2 separate regions of the Homo sapiens genome follow, and region 2 is linked to region 1. A link is a contact called in ENCODE POLR2A ChIA-PET data. All regions are on one chromosome and are shown on one strand. Each heading gives the region's core, a stretch centred on a gene start or an enhancer-like site at or near the end of the contact. The rest is flanking DNA. Distances are from core to core; before and after follow the strand shown. Region 1 overlaps RAD23A (RAD23 nucleotide excision repair protein A). Region 2 overlaps MED26 (mediator complex subunit 26).

Region 1 (3,254 bases), core at 537-3,036:
GATTACAAGCGCCCACCACCACACCCGGCTCATTTTTTGTATTTTTAGTAGAGATGGGGTTTCGCCATATTGGCCAGGCTGGTCTCAAACTCCTGACCTCAGGTGATCCATCTGCCTCGGCCTCCCAAAGTGCTAGGATTACAGGCGTGAGCCACCGCGTCGGGCCAGACCAGGGGCATCTCTTATAGATAATGCCACATCCTGGAGCGTGAAGGGGGTAGGTCAAGTGTGTTCCTGGTGTTTAATCTTCTTGTTTTCCTAATAGCCTTAAGAGGAAGAAGGGATTGCCCTAATTTTAGAGATGAGGAAACTGAGGCTTGGTGAAGTGAAGTCATGCGTCTGATCACCCAGGCAGGGAATCATGGAGCAGGGACTCCTGTTTCTGCCCCTCCTCAGCCAGATGACCATTATAGGGCTTAATTCTTTTACTTTTCTAATCCTTAAATGAGGCTGTCATAAAAAAGAACGAGATCATGTCCTTTGCAGGGACACGACGGGAGCTGGAGGCTATCATCCCTAGCAAACTAACACAGGAACAGAAAACCAAATACAACGTGTTCTCACTTGTAAGTGGGAGCTAAATGATGAGAACACATGGACACACAGGGGAGCAACACACACTAGGGCTTTTTGGAGGGTGGAGGGAGAGGATCAGGAAAAATGACCTCTAGGTACTAGGTTTAATACCTGAGTGATGAAATAAATCTGTACAAAAAAACCCCATGACACAAGTTTACCTACGTAACAAACCTGCACTTGTACCCCTGAACTTAAAAGAAAAAAATGGGGCTGTGACTGGTAGCTACAAACTCAAGGATTGGTGGGAAATGTCTTTCTTGCTTTCACTCCTGTGCCTAGAATTGGGCCTGGCCTCTGTACAGGAAGTGCTCAGCAATGTCTATGAAATAAAGGTGTGAAATTATCCATGGGAGTGGCACTTGGCTTGCTCAGTAGGCAGCTCAGTGAAATGCTGATTTGGCTTTGGCACCTGGGGTTTACTGGGGCTTGACATGCCCTTGTGATCAAATTCATGCACAGGTAACTTTCTCATCATCTCTTCCTGTTTCTTCACTTGTCAAGGGCTTTTCCTGACAGTTAATCTACTGGGGGAGTTGAGGAGGCAGGCTCGTGGGCAAAGGCCTATGGGTGAGATATGGGTGGGTGGGCTCTGCCCTGGCTGAGTGCCAGTGTCACAGCCCACTCTCCCTCCCCTGCAGGGAGCAGCACATCGCAGAGTGCATGGCCAAGATGCCACAGATGATTGTGAACTGGCAGCAGCAGCAGCGGGAGAACTGGGAGAAGGCCCAGGCTGACAAGGAGAGGAGGGCCCGACTGCAGGCTGAGGCCCAGGAGCTCCTGGGCTACCAGGTGGACCCAAGGAGTGCCCGCTTCCAGGAGCTGCTCCAGGACCTAGAGAAGAAGGAGCGCAAGCGCCTCAAGGAGGAAAAACAGAAACGGAAGAAGGAGGCGCGAGCTGCTGCATTGGCTGCAGCTGTGGCTCAAGACCCAGCAGCCTCTGGGGCACCCAGCTCCTGAGGCTTTGTCCCTTCCCAATAAAGCCTGCTACCTGGCAGTACCCCTGAAGAGATCTGCGTCCTCTCAAGGTGTGCCTCTCTGGGTCCCCTGGTTCCTCCCCCAATACTTAAGAGCTGGGGAATCCCCCACTTGGCTGTACTCAAAAGGGGACAGGGACTCTAGGCCCTGCTGACTAACTGGGGCTTCAGTGGGAGGAAAAGGGGGGTGTACAATGGGCAAATAATGGAGAAGCAGATGGCAGAAGAGAAGAAGGCTTCTGTTTACCAACATTCATCTCCAGTAATTAGCCAATTACAAGGCTGGTGGGGGGGGAAGTATAGCCAAAACAGACTGTGGTGATGATGGTGGGGGCCGGGGAGAAGCAGTCCTTGTAACGTTGGGCTGGGGTCCACTGCCTGGAAATGACACACTGGGGGAGGAGACACCGGAAGCCTCAATCTGCAGGGACTCACAGACTCCTCTCCCCCTTCCAGGCACCCGTCACCATGCCTGCCTGTGCCCAGCCAGCCCCCCAAGACCCAGACAGGTGGGCGCGGGGAGCCCCAGCAGGCACAGACCATAGGGCTAGTTTTTAAAACTTTATTCACTTCAAAACCTTTATCAGAGACACGGTTCTGTTCTGGGGTGGGGGTGGCCTTGACAATGAGCTGATGTTAGCCCTTCTCCAGGCTGGAGGCCAAGGCCAGACTGGGGAGGGGGCCTTGGGCCTTTCAGGACTTGCCCTAGATGGAAAGATTTGGGCCACTCCAATGGAGGATCAAAGTTGGGGCTCCAGCTTCCCCTCATCCTAGAAGAGGATGGGGGGGGGTCCTCAGGGGTTTTTCGGAGGATGGAGAGGCAAGCAGCCGCCTTTCCGTCTGGCTGCAGAGAGCTGGGACAGAGGCCAAGAGGGGCCCATCTGTCGCCTCCCAGTCCTGCCAGCTTCTCTGAGCAGGCTGGGCTGGGGAGGAGGACGGGGGGACAGCTGTCTGGCCCGGGAGATGGGAACAGGGGCCACTTTAGGAGGACAGGAAGCTGGACTGTTTGCTTGTTTTTTTAAGATTTTTGATTTTTTTTTCCATTTCTTAAATAAACATGAATATATATATATTTTTTCTTTTATAAAACTTTCATGGAATAAGGGTAGGGTGGGGGCTTCGGTGGCCTGGCTTCCTGGCATCACTCGTCATCAAAGTTCTGACTCAGGAGGAAGTTGGCAGCCAAGTTCTCATTTTTTTCACACGCGAAATAGGCCTGGATGACCAGGCTCTCTGGGAAGCCCAGGGCCTTCAACTGTGGGAAGATAGGTTAAGTGTGAGCAGGAGAGGGTAGGGGTCCTGCCCACCTGCAGTCACCCCTCAGCCAGGCCTCTTACCCTCTCTATAGCTTCTTTCTCCTGCGGCGTCACCTGGATGTAGTTCATCTGCGGGGCCTCCTCTCCTATGGCGCCCACCTCCCCCTCCACATCTGAGATGTCCGCCAGCTCCCCAGGGGGCTCGTTCAGCATCTGGATGAACTGCTCCTGGTGCCGGCTGATTTGCTGCAGGAGAGGGTGGGGAAGGGAAGGTAATTCACAGCCCTGGTCCCCTCCTCTCCCCAGGTCATCACAGCCCTTGCTTTTTCATTCAGTCAGGCAAATATCCAGAGGAGCCTGTTCTGGCCAAACACAACATAGCAGTCGACACAAGCCCTACCCTGGAAGAGCTGATGATGTGCTTTTAAGTGAGCCAAGAAATAAG
Region 2 (3,254 bases), core at 536-3,035, 3.6 Mb before region 1:
CACCAGTGATGGTCCTGTGCGAGTTGTGCCCGGTTGGGCCTGCCCAGGCTCAGCACCCTTGGGACTATTGGTTGGTCAGACCTTGGGCAGCACAGGGTTTCCCCTTTGCTACCACAGCTGCATTCCCAAGAGGCTGGGGATCTCAGGCGGGGTGGGAACAGTTCAGATGTGGAGAAAATGGAGAGGCAAGCCAAGGGGCTGCTGGGACTCAAAACTCAGTCTCAGTTCCTTGTTTCAGACCAGGGCTGGAAATCCCCAGCAGTAATTACTCAGGGCCTGAGGGTTTTACTTACACACCCCTGTAATAAAGCGAGGAAGAGGTTGGCCAGTAGCGGGTCCACTCCACTGAACAGGCCCCAGCTTTGCACTCAGACCCAGTGATCCTCTTCACAGAAGAAAAACTCGGACACATGCCGTGGCCCAATTAAAATATTTGCCGACAGGAGTTTGGTTTGAAAGGTGATTCCACGCACCCTGTCGTAGGTGGGTTTTCAGAAGAGTCTAGTCTTCCGGACTCCGGAGGGGTCAGAGGTGTCACTGGGTTTCACAGGGCCACAGAGGAGTGCTGCTGGCTGGCCTTTGAGGGAAACCTGGAAAGAAAGTTCTGAGTGGCTGTGTCCTGTGGCTCAGCTGTGCCCAGAGCCATAGGATGTGGATCGCAGATGGGAGGGAGGTGGTGCTGACTGGGGCTGGGCAGGTCCTGGAGTGACGGCTGTCCCTTCCCTGGGTTACTGCTGGCTCATTGTTATGTTTCTCCCCTTCTGGAAGAGAGTGACCTAGCCCCCACCCCTTCTTGCCAAGTCCTCCCTCCTGGTCTGGGCCACTTGAGGGCCTGTCCTCTCTGTGGTGGTGGCTGTCCTGGGCTCCTTCCTGGTACAGGTCAGGCCTCTCCCTGCAGGAAGGAACTGTCGACCTAGCGTGTGCCCCTGGTTCGGGCTCTCTGTGGTTTCCTTTAGAAGAGAGGCGTGAGGACACCTGAGAGTCGGACCGGGATGGACAGCTGGCATGGGTACTCAGAGCTCCCCTCTCCAGCCCCAGGGGTGCCTGCTGTTTCTGCACCAGGTCTGTTAAGCAGCAGCCCAGTACCAGAGTAGGGGAGCTTGGTGAGGGGCTCCTGGGGTCTCACCAGATAGATGGTGTTGTGCAGTTCAAATCAGTTAGGAGGCCTGAGACTTGAGACAGGCTCACGTGGAGGGAGGTGGCATCCTACCCAGCCCTCGGCCCTTGCTGCCCCACTCAGGGGCCAGATGGTGGACAGTGAAGCCACTATGAGGAGTTGGAAACAGCTATTTGCTCACTTCCCCTTTAGATGGCTGCCAGTCCTTCTAGATCAGTGAACTCTCCCAAACAAATGCTAGGAAATAGATGTATTTTCTCATCTTTATTTGTGAGAAATTTCAAGCATAAAAGTAGAGAAAGGTAACCATCCTGCTTCAGTAGATAGCTGCTTACAGCCATGTGACTTTGTTTCACCCATCCCCCTCCTGTCACTCACCCTAGGGGATGATTCTGTAGCAAATTCCAGATTGTATTATTTCTTCAGGAAAGTGTCACTGAAAGACGAGGATGCGTGGTGGGTCTTTAATAGCTCACACGGAGCGTGGTGTGCTGTGAAGTCGCATACAGGGTTCCCCACTGCTCCCAGGGTGTGGGAGAATGAGGTGTCTCACGCAGCTCCAGGCGCCTGACCCAGGCTGCTTCTGAGGGGTGCTGGCCCCTCCCTCAGGCTGTCTCTGTGCGTGTCCAGCCCCGCCTCCTTCCTCACATTTCCTGTGAGCTGAACAGCACATGTCACCAGTTAGGCTGGCTGGAATTGTGGCTTAGCACAGGCTATGGGGCTCTCTGGGGACAAAGGTGCCAGCCTTTCCGGAAGCCTTTCTTTTTTTTGTTTTGTTTTTTGTTTTTTTTTGGCGGGGCGGGGGGGGGCAGTGTTTGGGTTTCGGTTTTTTTTTTCTTTTTCTTTTTTTTGAGACGGAGTCTTGCTCTGTCACCGAGGCTGGAGTGCAGTGGCGTGATCTCAGCTCATTGCAACCTCCGCCTCCCAGGTTTGAGCGATTCTCCTGCCTCAGCCTCCCGAGTAGCTGGGATTACAGGTGCACACCACCGCGCCCGTGGAAGCCTTTTTAAGTTCTCATGTGGAAGGATGACCACAAAAGAGCCCTGGGACAGCCAGACCTCTTGTGGTCTTGGGCGAGAAGTTGTCCCCTCCATGCCCCCATGCGTGTGTTCCTGGGGCATCCCTGAAGTGTGGGGCACCTGTGTGCTGAGGGTTGTGCTGGTGGCCCCAGTTCACCCTCTGCCTGGATGCAAACTGTTCTTCCTCAGTATCTATGCTAGCTGTGATGCCTATGACCTGAGACCAGGCCTCCCTGCTTGGTTTTTCTGAGATTCCAGAAGGACGAGATTAATGTTCACATTCCTATTGGCCCATGTGTACCTGATCATGCCTCATGGATTTCCATTCTAAGACCTGAAAGTGTTCGGTGTGACAGTGGAGTCAGTTCCATCAACATTCATGTACCAGGCGGCTGGGCTGGACCTGCATGTATACCTGTGCCACACCTGGTCCCACCTGCTAACTTCCTGCCCTGCCTGCCTTTGGAGCAGGCACCCCAGGGAGGTCCCACCTGCTTCCAGAGTGCTCCTTGCTGCATTTACCCCTGCTTCTCCTAGTAGCTGCATGGAGGTTCTGCTGTCGACACCCCCCACCCCCACCCAACACCCTTGCCCTTCACAGGCACTTCCCGCAGCAATGAAGAGGCCAAACTGAAGCAAATTAAGTGGGCAGGGGCGGTCAGTGTTGGTAGAAAGGGGAGGCAACGCCTGTCTTCGTTGATGGTTAAGGAAGTTCAGACCCATCTGCATCTATTGAGGGGTCCCTAGTGGAGAAGTGAGAGGCTACAGTTCCTGACGGGATTCCTGCCCCTTTGGGAAAGCAACTTGGCAGGTGTTTTGAGAGGTTTTTTTGGACTGGGAACAAATCCCAAGGGAGAATCCAAAGGAGGAGGGGGCCTCAGATGTGCCAGGCTATTCCTGACAGCAAGAGGCTGCAATTGGCCATCGGGCCACAGACATGGCCCTGGCAAGCCTGAAGAGCTGCCTTAAAGCCATCTTTTGAGGCCATCGCCTGGAGCGGCTCCCCATGTGGAGTCAAACTGTGTCTGTGCTGAGATTAGGATCTAGTGTACTTCCCCAGATAGATGGACAGGTGCCAAGGGCATCCCAGAAACAGGGCAAGGGCAGGTGGTCTGTGG

What was found. ChIA-PET counts read pairs that join two places held with the same protein, here RNA polymerase II (POLR2A).
Region 2: POLR2A ChIA-PET joins it to region 1 with 20 read pairs in activated T-cell. The contact joins two enhancer-like sites. POLR2A ChIA-PET finds 5 or more read pairs at or near these places in 2 of 52 experiments (activated B cell and activated T-cell).

What each region holds. Positions count from the first base shown.
Region 1 is chr19:12,952,490-12,955,743 of GRCh38, reverse strand. It overlaps RAD23A (RAD23 nucleotide excision repair protein A), which reads right to left. Exons shown (of 9, transcript NM_005053.4): 8 at 2,891-3,055; 9 at 2,102-2,808. The coding sequence ends at 2,695. It overlaps GADD45GIP1 (GADD45G interacting protein 1), which reads left to right. Exons shown (of 2, transcript NM_052850.4): 2 at 1,218-2,625. The coding sequence ends at 1,536. Among named protein-coding and RNA genes, the nearest start is that of GADD45GIP1, 3.1 kb to the left of the region's middle. RefSeq lists an enhancer at 2,038-3,237. Within about 2 kb of position 1,786, at least 12 of the 41 ENCODE cell types and tissues checked have a DNase peak (open chromatin) inside an H3K27ac peak, as active enhancers do.
Region 2 is chr19:16,582,967-16,586,220 of GRCh38, reverse strand. All of the region lies in intron 1 of MED26 (mediator complex subunit 26), which reads left to right. Among named protein-coding and RNA genes, the nearest start is that of SLC35E1, 12 kb to the right of the region's middle. RefSeq lists enhancers at 1-228, 1-611, 866-1,402, 2,102-2,291, 3,088-3,254. Within about 2 kb of position 1,785, at least 32 of the 41 ENCODE cell types and tissues checked have a DNase peak (open chromatin) inside an H3K27ac peak, as active enhancers do.